2 separate regions of the Homo sapiens genome follow, and region 1 is linked to region 2. A link is a contact called in ENCODE Hi-C or POLR2A ChIA-PET data. All regions are on one chromosome and are shown on one strand. Each heading gives the region's core, a stretch centred on a gene start or an enhancer-like site at or near the end of the contact. The rest is flanking DNA. Distances are from core to core; before and after follow the strand shown. Region 1 overlaps CRADD (CARD and death domain containing adaptor protein). Region 2 has its middle 19 kb from the start of SOCS2.

Evidence for each region. Hi-C counts contacts between places; a loop is a spot of excess contacts on that map. ChIA-PET counts read pairs that join two places held with the same protein, here RNA polymerase II (POLR2A). Pooled maps may share reads with other maps.
Region 1: a pooled map shows a loop between it and region 2 (1.8-fold over the local background). The contact joins two enhancer-like sites. A Hi-C loop is called at or near these places in 2 of 50 pooled maps. POLR2A ChIA-PET finds 5 or more read pairs at or near these places in 3 of 52 experiments (BJ, K562 and MCF 10A).

What each region holds. Positions count from the first base shown.
Region 1 is chr12:93,782,685-93,789,068 of GRCh38, reverse strand. All of the region lies in intron 2 of CRADD (CARD and death domain containing adaptor protein), which reads right to left. Among named protein-coding and RNA genes, the nearest start is that of CRADD-AS1, 48 kb to the right of the region's middle. RefSeq lists enhancers at 2,793-3,992, 4,005-4,504 and a silencer at 4,322-4,616. Within about 2 kb of position 4,513, at least 28 of the 41 ENCODE cell types and tissues checked have a DNase peak (open chromatin) inside an H3K27ac peak, as active enhancers do.
Region 2 is chr12:93,589,225-93,595,071 of GRCh38, reverse strand. It overlaps a transcript of SOCS2 not described here. Among named protein-coding and RNA genes, the nearest start is that of SOCS2, 19 kb to the right of the region's middle. RefSeq lists an enhancer at 3,392-3,951. Within about 2 kb of position 3,636, at least 32 of the 41 ENCODE cell types and tissues checked have a DNase peak (open chromatin) inside an H3K27ac peak, as active enhancers do.

The DNA of each region.
Region 1 (6,384 bases), core at 3,264-5,763, 190 kb before region 2:
CACCACCCCAGTCTCTCACCTTGAAGTGGTTGACCACCAAGGATAAGACATACAAATAATGCACACAGAAAAAGAGCTAAGAACTGTAGAACACAGTGCTCCAGGGGTCCAAAGGAAGGAGAGGTGCTTCTATTTCAGAGTAGCCCAGGCTCCACTATGGAAAGGCTGATGACGACAGGGACTAACATCCACAGTTCCCCAAAGGCTCTCCCGTGCCCTGTCTCCTGTGATTCCCACAAGAGTGCTGTGAATAAAACAGTGGTATTGGTTTCCCTTAAATGGTGGGAAAACTGAACCTTGTATAGGTCAGGAGACTGCTAAAGAGAGGCAGAGCTGGGGCTGGAAAGTTTGTCTTTTGATCCCAATGCCATTGCTGTTTCTATGACACCAGACAGCGTTCTCAGGTGGAGGATATCTAGACAACTAGACAACAACTACCTCACACCCTCCCTTTAAAATCAAGAACATTCCTGAATCAAGAATAGTCAAGAGACAAAAATAAATTTTAAAAAATCAAGAACATCATTCTAACAAGGGTCCAGTGGTACATTTGCTAAGGAGGTGCTCTGAGAGCCACCACTGGGCCTCAGAGACCACACACACTGTGGTCAGGTGTTGATACGGGTTGGCTGTGTCCCCACCCAAATCTCATCTTGAATTGTAGCTCCCATAATCCCCACGTGTCATGAGAGGGACAAGGTGGAGATAACTGAATCATGAGGATGGTTTCCTCCATCCTGTTCTCGTAATAGTGAGTGAGTTCTCACGAGATCTGATGGTTTTATAAGAGGTTTCTCCCTTCGCTGGGTACTCATTCTCTCTCCTGCCACCTTGTGAAGAGGTGCCTTCCACCATAATTCCCGAGGCCTCCCCAGCCTGAGAAACTGTGAGTCAATTAAATCTCTTTCCTTTAGAAATTACCCAGTGTTGGGTATTTCTTCATAGCAGCATAAGAACAGACTAATACAGGTGACATGGCAGAGATGGGTTTCCTCCAGAGCGTACACACATTCCAATGGTCATGAGATGAGCCATATTTCAAATGCAATAAAGAGACTTACCACTTCACAACCTCCAAATAATCCTACAAGGAAAAGACAGGATAATTACCAACACTACTATTAATTACTCTCAAGTTTCTTGTTGAGTGAGTTTGCATTCTTGAAGATCAGGCTTCCTTAGGTGAAGCATGCTCATGGCCTCACCATCCTCACCATGGTAAGTGATAATGCCTGCCATACAGTGGACTCCAAAAGATGTTTGTGGAATGAACAAATGAGGTCAATAGGCCACACTACAGAACTCTTTAATTCTCATGTTAAACATGCTGATAGGAAATTATCTGTCCCTAAATCATGGCAGAATAATCACAGTCAGCTATGAGGCAATCCTTTCCAGTTTGGATAGTTTTAAAGAACTTGGTATAAGCATGTATTTCTTTCCATTAAGGTCCTTTGAGAGTGGATCTTATTTGTTTCATTTTCTTGGAGAAAATCTATCCCTGAACTTGAAAAAACAACATTTCAAAGGAAAAAACAAAGACACTGAGTTTGCTAAGAGGTTAAGTACAAGGTTCAGCAGACGTACTACAACACATGCACATGTGAGCACCACTTATTTCAAAGTTAGCCTGTTAGGGAGCTACAAATATATTCCAGTGATACTGGTTTGGGGCAAAAAATGTGCAGAATGCCTTTTTGGAACTATCTTTTTCTCTACAATCAGTTGATGTGATATTAAAAAAAAAAAAAAAAAAAAAAAAACCCTGTCATACTACTTTACAGTCCTGGCTCGTTTTTAACGAAAAATTACTCTAGCCAGTTTAACCACCACCCATGAGGCTGACTTAGTGATGAACAACTCTTGGCCAGTCCCTGACATCAAATCCACCTTCTAAGAATAAATACCACTAGGGTAAAAAAAAAAAAAAAAAAAAAAAATCTTCAGCAGAATGTGCTAAGGGCTCTAAAAGTAAATTCCAAAGAGAGACTTCAAAGATATTTTGAGCAATAGCAACATTATTGGAAGATATGTATAACCTCTCAAAGTGGACTCATACACAATTTGCACAAACTGCAATATAAATCCTTAAATAGCCGAAACATACTTGTAGGCAACAATTCCATTATGTTTTGGTCATCTTTACATTATTCCCCTGGCATAGTGCCTAGTACATAGTAGGGCATGCAGCAAATGTTTTCAAAATTAGATTTTCTATGGGAATAAAGTACAGAATTACCATTAGTCACAGAAGGGCCATTACTCACTAGACTTTTGTCCTAAGGAGAAAATGATGTCTCGTGTTTCCTCATTGTCAAAGGTGGGTTTTATTGCTTTAGGGGCTCTACCTCAAGACAGTAACTGACAGATCTATTTGGTTTTACTGCCTTCTACCTCTACTGGCAAGTAGAAAACTTATCCCTCTGAATGTTGTCTCTTAAAGAAATCTTTATTTTAAAACAACTAAAATGTAAATTGAAGGGATTTCAGAATCTATAAAGAAGCGCTGGCATCTACTACACTTTTAAAAACTGTGAGCAACTGGCCATCAAGACAAAAATTTAAAAATTATACAGGATCTACCTCCATAGAAAAGGTAATGGAATTCCCTTTGAGGATGTGCCTACTATGTATACTTAATACATAGTACCCGCAGTCTTCAGGAAATCCTACAAAAGAGGTATTATCATTCTCATTTCTACAGATAAAGAAACTTGAAGCTTTGAGAAGTTAAATACAGATGTATACGTTTACACATTCCTTAGAGGGCAGAGCTAAGGTTCAAATTTAGGTCTGTTAGAATCCAGGTCTGTCCTTCATCTCTCAACTGTGGAGTTTATTCCAGAAGTCTAAAGCAGAGGGCCCACTGGCCAGCCAAAGGGGGCCTAAAACAGTGATTTGATAAACATGAATGAATTGCCAAAGTTTAGAAATATGAGGTTTTGCATAAAACATGGATTTGTACCTCCATTATATCAAACCTACATCATTCGTGTCTTCATAGGCCCGGCAGTTAATGCTTTTGAGTCTGTGACCTTTGCTATTCCCTGCTGCCTCCCCAACACTTTCTTTTAAAGGAAAAACCAAACCTAATGCTCCACCAGTCCTGTCTTACCTGTATATCCCACAGGAATTTAGAATCATACCATTTTGATGAAGTAAGATACAATCACTGAGATCAAGTACACGACTTTATGGTGAATTTAAGGCCAAAGGGTCACGTGACTTGTTCATGGTCACAAGCTACAGGCCTCGATCCCATACGTCCTTATTCTTGTCTGCTCTGCTACTCAGATTCTCACTGGCAACCAAACATATATATGATTTAATGGCCTGTGAAGTAGGGTAACACCATTCTTCCACAATTCCCTTTGAAATGACTATCATGAGCTTGCATTTCTGATGAACATGCTGGAACTGCTAAGACTTCACATCTATTTTCTTTCATTTGCCAAAAGTCCCCTATAAATAAATCACTCAGCTTCCACATATCCTCTCCTTGGTCTCCCATTCCTGTTCTGCCAGGAGCTGCCAGCAGTAGCTGTGGTTGAATACTGAAGGGGAAAAGAAGCTACAAAGGAAGCCCCAGTGGAGCATCTTTGACTTCTAACCCATAGGCCAGGGGATCGGGAAGACGCATACCAGTGAGTGACTCATAGGTCACACATACCAGTGGGTGACTCAAGCCACTACCCTTTGGAGTAGACACAATTTTTATTTTCATTTCGGATGTTCGTCAGAGGAAATCAGTTTGAATCATTTTCAATTATGTAAATACTAAAGCATATTTCAACCACATAAGATGGTAAAATTTTCTCCTCCTTTCTCTCAAAGGTACTAAGTTTATCAAATTAAATGATAAAACTTCCTCTCCCAGACTAGGAAAATACACCAAAAAATAGCTTGCCAATTGAAAATTATTTTTAGAGGTGTTTGGAGTATATGCATTATCAAACATAGTTCCTATTTTAAAAAAAAAAGCAAAACACAACATTGTACTTATTCCAATGTTTCTATATGTGACTGAAGCCAGAAACTGTATTTGTCAAAATATCATTCTTTTGAGGAAAGTGATCAAATTAATAACGAGTTGTGCCTGAAGAGGTTTTGGAATCTCAAAGTAAGCAGGCTCTGTACTTTTCTAATTAATGAAGAACAGACAGCTCTTTATTAAGAAGAATCGACTTTTTATTTATACCAAAGTGGTGTTTCTTTGACATTTGTTTTTATTTCATTGCTGACCTACTTTCTTTCTGACAGTCTTGAATGAATATCTATTCTTATGTCCTTTAACCGTCTTGCAAGGTAGCCAGGCCAACTGGCTTTCCCCCTGGACAGTAAATCACTCTGGGACTCTGTGTTCTAATATCAACTCGGCCAGAGATTTGCCACGTGTGCTTTATCAGACTCTCCATCTCTTCTGCTTGACTTCAGACATCTGCAAAGCTGAAAAACAGCTCTGACACAGAACAAAGGGTTTTAAGGTGCTCTGAAAGCCCACAGAGGGCCAAACCATGACAGCTGTGGATTAGCACGTGCTCACTTCATTCTGCTGGTGCTTGGAGACTGCACAGTGGTTAGAAGAGGAAAGGCTCAGGGGTCAGACGGCCTGGGTTTAGAGCCCAGCTCTGCCATTTATTAACCGTGCAACCTTGGGCAACTCACTTAACCTCTCTGTGCTGCGGCCACCTCAGCTATAAAATGGGACATTGAGAGTTAAACATGATTAGATATTCAAAAGACTTAGTGCAGTGCCTGTCATACCATAAAACTTAGTAAATATCAGCAGTATTTATTATTTTTCCATTTTTGATGCCCTCACTGACATGCCCTGAGTGTGAGTAAAATTTTGTCATTCAGCTTGACTATATTTAGCGCCTCGATTCTTGAAGGAAACAACGTCAGAACCATTAGTATAATTTCCTAAGATCTAGTCAGACATCTCTAGGGCATAAATTGTTACGTGGGACCAGCCATGAAGTACCGCACTGCAGGTGTTTTGGAAAGTCGCACTAAATCTAAGCAGAGGATGTGAACCCCGTGCACCCTGCAGCAAGAGTTTGGCGAGGTGGCTTGCTACTCACTCTCTTCCCTGACTGATGTCTGGTTCTGACATCCAGAGCATGACACATGACAGATGACAGCGACACATCTGCACATGCCCACCAGCACACCCAGGTTTTACAAAAGCCAATGTCATTTTTTCAGTAAGTAAACAAAATAGTGGCACAAGGGATGTGCAGAATTTCACTTGTTCATTTGCTTTGACATTTTTAGGGAATTTCTTGTGATAGTCCTAAAAATATTTTACAAACACATGAAAAATGAAATTAGCCATTTTTCTCAGGCTTCGACTTCTAACAAAAAAGATTATCAAATATAAGCTTTTGAAGAACAAGCATAAATAAATGTTATTTTATGGCTTAAAGTTACAATTTATAGGCTTTTACTCTTTTCTGAATATGAAGAAAGTTGCCACACATTTTGCTTTTATCACTGCTTGCCTTTGATGAAATCTTTGTAATTGTTACAGTAACAACCATACCTTGCATCTTTCTCACATGCAAAAAACACAAATGCTACTCCACTTGATCTATCTTAATTTACTCATTGTTTAAAATTTATCCATAAACAAAATTAAAAATAAAAAAACTTAAAAATTATAAAATCAGAGGACTACTCCTGGGAGCCAGCATAAAATAAAACAAAAGAGCTCAGATTTTGGACACAGGCAGACCTGGATTTGTGGGTGAGAAACTTAGTCCCTTCTCTGCTTTGATTTCCTCATCTGTAAAATAATAATAATAATAATAATAATAATAATAATAATAATAATAATACCTATACCTGTAACTTGGAAGGCTGATGGTACCAGGACAGTCCCTGGGGGAAAATGTGGCCCAGCAAATGATTTCTTAAGAAATAGAAGGAAAGTAAAAAGGAAAGGAAAGAGGCAAAAAAGGAGGGAGTAGCAGTGACTCTCCCCAGGCTATACAAATTGGGTTATAACCCAGGCCTTCTGCCAAAATTCTGCCTCTCAAATAGAACACTTGACTGTTTTTATTATGTGAATTTTCCATACATAACAAAGTAGAGGAAAGTGTAAAGAACCCCCAAAAACCTATCACCAAGCTTCAACAATTATTATATTTTACCATTCTGATTTCACGTATTTCCCTATACACATACTTTTTTTCTTTTGAAGGAGTATTTTTTAAAGAGTCTTAGGCCTCATATTAATTCATTAATAAGTGCTTCTAAATAGATAAGGACTTTTAAAACTCACAATACCACCAACTCAATAAAATTACCAGTAATTCCTTAGTAACATGTAATAAACAGAGTATGTTTTATTTTTGCCTGTTTAAAAAAAAAGGCATTTTT
Region 2 (5,847 bases), core at 2,387-4,886:
TTTGGCAAGATTTTAAGTACCCTAATAAATCTAAGTGTAATACCCATCACATAGTTTACAAACGTAAGGAAGTCAAGGCAATAAAAGAACTCTCAATAAATCCCTACTTTCAAAGTATTGCTGACAAGAGGAATTGGTACCCTATGTTTTGAATTGGATTATTCAATTCGATGTATTAACAAAATGTAGTAAAAACTAGTTCATGTACTGGTTATGTAACCATAAAATTCTTGGTTAATTCTTATTTAAAACACAAAGATCAATGACCTACAAATTCATTTCTTTCCCTGAACTCCCAGTGTTCGAGAGCTGATATTCCCTGACAAACTCCCTTACATAACATTCTTTCTAGTAATGTGGGTCAAACATATATTTATATTATCAGCTGTCAGAACAGAGTTCTCTACAATAAATAAATTCTATACTAATTATCCAGGAAAAACAAGAATTATATCTAAAGAAACAAAGTGAAAATAATAAAAGGAACATGGAGATTTCTTGATTTGGAAAACAAAAATGGAAAAATCCTATCAAGGCCATTAGCAAATTGTTAATTAAATGACACATTTGAGAAAGAATATCTTCTAAAGTCTTAATGGACTCAAAAAATTAAAAGAGTTAGGCAATAGAAATTTAATAGTTAAGAAACATCTTCATTTCACTTTTTAAAAGCTTTTTTACAGAATATGTAAAGAGCTGTAAAAATGAAAGTACTATAATATTGAAGGTCAACTTGAGTCAAAATAAGAAAAGGAGCCTCAGAGTTCAGCTCAACTGTTCTATTGCAATTTTCTATTTTGACATTCTCTGCATTATCCTTAAATTTAAATACATTATTAACTTGAATTCATTGTCTTCTGAATTGGGATTATAAAAATGGATGTGTGTGAAGTGTTAAAAACAACCTGAACTGAGAAACCGATTTGTTCTTCCCTTTTTATTTCAAAAAACAATTTATTTTTGAATTTCTAAAGCAAATAATCATAATCCCCCAGGTGCTTCCTGTCAGTTGTGAACATTCTATTTGGGGACATCATGGAACTGCACATTTTGCCTCCCCTCTCTTCCTGCTGGCTTGTAATGTGTTATGGAAACACTGATTTGAAATTAAGAGTTTTGATTAAACAGGTTTTCTACGCTCTTGATTTATTTCCTTTATTTTAAGGCAGATGCCTCTGTATGGTAACAGTAGCTTACAAAGCCAAAGGGATTCAGACTTTAAATGGGAAATTTATTTTATTTTATTTTAGCGTGGTTCGGTTTGATTTTTGTTTGTTTGTTTTCCTTTTTGCTGACACCCAGATCTTATTCTGACTTGACTTGGCTTCATTTAAGATGAGTTTTCAGGATGAGTGGGCTTGGTCTTACTAGGGTTATTTTCCAGATAAGCAGGTAATTTGGGAAATAAAATACTTGTAAAAGTCCTGTAATTCCCAAAAAGTTGGCTATAATCTAAAAGGTAATTGGGATGCTACTATGATCATTTATAAACAATTTAATAGCAATGTGAACCACATGTTTTTTGAAACATATCTTGGTATCTGGCTTCATCTGTAATAGGTCTTACCTATACAAATCTAAATTAAAATTTGATTTTAATTTAATTCTAATATCTAATTTATTTCTGTTCCTTGTATATGTAAATCAAGGTCAAGTTGCTTCCAGTATCTCAGGCTGAGCCCTATTTGTTTGCTTTTCTTAAACCTCCTTCTCTAACCATAAAAGCTCTCTCTTCTGGAGCTTTAAAGAAGATGCTGTGTTTCTGAGTAGGCGGAGAGCTTTAGGCATTTGGGAGTCATAGCAGATCAGCTATCCCACTGGAGGCAGGATCTAGATATAGAGTCGGGTCAGCGTGATAATAATCTTAGGCAAAGCTAATTCCCTCTCCAGAACCACCTTCCAGTTGTAGGAAATCAGTTTCATTGTTCCTAGAACTGGCCACCCAATCTGGTGTCAGGAGTGGGTGCAGAGGATAACTGGTATGAAAAGAAACAAACACAAAAGGGGAGAGAGAAGGCAGGAAACCAGGATAAGGGGACAGAGAGTAGGGAACTGGAGAAACTTTTACTATAGTTGTGCTTAATCGATGTCCTTTGAACAGAACTAATTGAAGATGATATTATTACACATACCAAAAAAAAAAAAAAAAAAAAAGCTTTCTCAGTCCTACCCTAGGGTTTTTAAAGACAGCTGTCTATGAAGCCACAGTCAAGGCATAGAGCCATGTGCCTGTCCCATAGCTGTGAATGTCTCTGATCAAGGCTGGGACGAAGTTGTTGAGGCCTTTCCACTAGGTTTCTCAGACATCTTTTCTAGAATAGAGATTTAACTTCAAGGGCAATTAATTAGCAAATAAACAAGTTTATTCGATCTCAATGGAAAATATGCTGTTTAAAAATGAACAGTATTTTAAGGAAAACCCTCAGCTATGTGTACAACTTGAAAGACAGAATTTATTTCCATCTGAAATATGCATGGGAACAACCTTTTGGGAATGTGATTTGAAAGTAAATATCTATTAAAATGTTAAGTGCCATGTACCCTTGGGCCCCAAAGTTCCACTTCTAAGAATGTACTCAACATATATGTTCCCATAAGCACACAGCAACAATTAGCACACAGATTTGTACCGCACCGTTGTTTGTAATAGCACGAAACTGGGAACAACCTGTATATCCACTAGCAGGAGACTGATTCAATCAGTAATGGTACATTCATATCATGGAATATTGTGCAGCTGTTGAAAAGAATGAGGCAAAGCCTTATGTTGCCATGAAGATATAAATAGATATATAGAGAGAAAGGTAGACATAGAGAGTCCAAATATTAAATTTTAAAAGCAAATTGCAGAGCAGAAAGTATAGTACAATAATATTTGTGTGTGCTTTAAAACATGATTTAAATAGAGGCTTCGACTGCATTAAAAAAATTCTGGAACAATAAAAAGGAAACTTTTAATAATAGTTACCTCTGGGGAGTGGGACGGGAGTTGGACAATTTTTTCATTTTGTGCACTTCTGAACTGACTAAATTTTGAACCATGAGCATGTTATCACTTTTAGAATAATTGAAAAACTAGCTCCTAAGAAGAGGTTGTATTTACCCTGCATTAACAAAAACAAAAGGGATGCTCTTATCTGGGACAATCTATAGAAGCCACATCCCTGGCCACATTCTCATATACGGTCTAGTGAGACCCTTAAGACTACGTGAAAAGATTAAAATAACCCATGAGATATGCGGCAAAAACATTGCACCCAGCCGTCTGCTCTCAATACCACACTCATCTGGTGCGCTTCCAAAGTGAAACGCCTTGACGTTGGTCAGCCTGTGACCGGCTCCTTGCTGCCGACGCTGGGTTACATAAGGTCCTGGGAGACCCGAGCGGCGCCCCGGACGCGTCTGGGAGGAGCCGCCACGCCACAGCTCCGTGGGGCTCCGCACTCTACCCTGGCCACAGACAAAAAGAACTTCTGCTGCATCACCCCGTGGCGCCAGGATCACTTCCCTCTTGAGAGACAGTGTGTGCACATCGTAGACGCTAGAGCCAGCCCCTGCAGGAACTCCGTTTGAAAATTCTTCAAGGAGAAATAACCGAAACTCTGAGATTCCTCTTGCCGCAGACAGACAGACAGACAGCCACACACGAACGCACACACGCTTTCTCCTCGCTCCCATCTTGTTCATTCTCCCTTAACTAGTTCCTAGAAATATCTAGCCGGGCTAATTCATTTCCGTTCCTTGTATATGTAAATCAAGGTCAAGTCGCTTCCAGTATCTCGGGCTGAGCCTTGTTTTTTTTTTTTTGTTTGTTCGTTTGTTTTTTTTTTAAAAAACACCTCCCTTTCTAACCATAAAAGCTCTCTCTTCTGGCGCTTCATTAGCCTAGTGATTAAATGTCAAGTCTCCCGAACAAGCTGGATTTGAAGGTCTGTAACGTAACTACTTCTTCCAAATCGAAAATGTTTACTCTCCTAAAATTTATATTTCAATAAAGCGTTAAAAAAAATTAGTCATTTTGTTCCAAGAGTGTTCGGAGGCTAAACTGCACTGCCAACAAGTAAAAACTTGTTATCCAGACCATTAGTGTTAAGGGAAAAGCCAGTAAGTTTAAAGAAAAAGTAACTCATCATATTACCAGGTAATCACTCTCATTTCTTCACTAACAATACCTAATTTGCTCTTCAAATAATTATAATATAAATGAAGAAAAGGATTGTACTTTTCATGTGTACACTGGGAAGCTAACTTTTTTTTTTTTTTTTTTTTTTTTTTTTTTTTTTTTTTTGAGGCGGAGTCTTGCTCTGTCGCCCAGGCTGGAGTGCAGTGGCGCCATCTCGGCTCTGCCTGCTGGGTTCAAGCGATTCTTTCTGCCTCAGCCTCCGGAGTAGCTGGGATTACAGGCACGTGCCACCACGCCCAGCTAATTTTTGTATTTTTAGTAGAGACAGGTTTCACCATGTTGGCCAGGATGGTCTCGATCTCCTGACCTCGTGATCCGCCCACTTCGGCCTCCCAAAGTGCTGGGATTACAGGCCTGAGCCACCACGCCCATACGGGAAGCTAACTTTTAATAGTTCGTTTCTCCTAAACTCTGCTCTCCTCTCCAAAAAAACTGTTCTTGTTAGAACAGTAAACAGCAATCAGACTCAAATTAATCCCAGAGTAGTCTCTCTGGTTACCAGATTGAGAAATGTTATTGGAAAATAAAAGGGAAAAAGTGCCTTTTTCTAAAATCTTGGGTGCTAGTCTTGCGTCGGTAGCTAAAACTGTATTTTACTGTATCAGTAATGCTTAAAAGTCCAAATACAGTACTTGCTTATTCTTTTTTTTTTTTGAGACTGAGTCTCGCTCTGTCACCCAGTCTGGAGTGCAGTGGCGCGATCTCAGCTTACTACAACCTCCACCTACCGGGTTCAAGCCTCCTGAGTAGCTGAGATTATAGGCGCGCACCACCACACCAGGCCAATTTTTGTATTTTTGGTAGAGATGGAGTTTCATCGTGTTGGTCAGGCTGGTCTCGAACTCCTGACCTCATGATCCGCTCACCTTGGCCTCCCAAAGTGCTGGGATTACAGGCGTGAGCCACCACACCCGGCCTGGAAGGTCCATCTCAACAATCCAGTACTTTGTCAACCATCTCAGCTTTGCCACTAATGGAAGTGCTGTTAACAGCCCTCAAAACTGAAGTTCCTTTATTTCTTCTGCCACTTGAGAAAAAGTTTTGCCACAAAGTTCTAATAACACTAAGTCCCTACAAATCAACTTGGAAACGTCTACATGTGTTTCTCCTGGAAAAAGTGCCAGACATCAGTTTTATCTGGCAATCATCAAAATACATCAGACTGCAAATCTATATGTTCCTGGACCTCATAAGAAGCACAGTGAGGAATTTCAGCAAGCGAACCAAAGTACTAAGCTACACTGCAACATCTGCAGTCTACAACATGGGCAACAATACTGACATCAACCACTGCTGCCAAGAACATGCAACAGCAAACAAAACAAAACAAAAACAAACAAAAAAAGGGAATGGGGACATTTCAAATCCATATTCTCAATTTCTGGCTTAAGATTACAGCATTATTTAACCCACCATCACTAAACTCACTTTAATAAAAACAATCAGGAAGCCCAAGCATATGGATTTTTTTATTTGCACATTTTGTATTATTTTATGAGAAGACAAATGATAGAACCCATGGGAATTTAAAAAAAAAATTCCCAGAATGTCAAGGTTGGTATAATTTCTGTAACTAGAATATGGTGTACATGGTGACCTCAAAACAGGAAATGCCTTTGAAATCTATCAGTCATGTATTCAACATCAACTGTGAAAAATATATG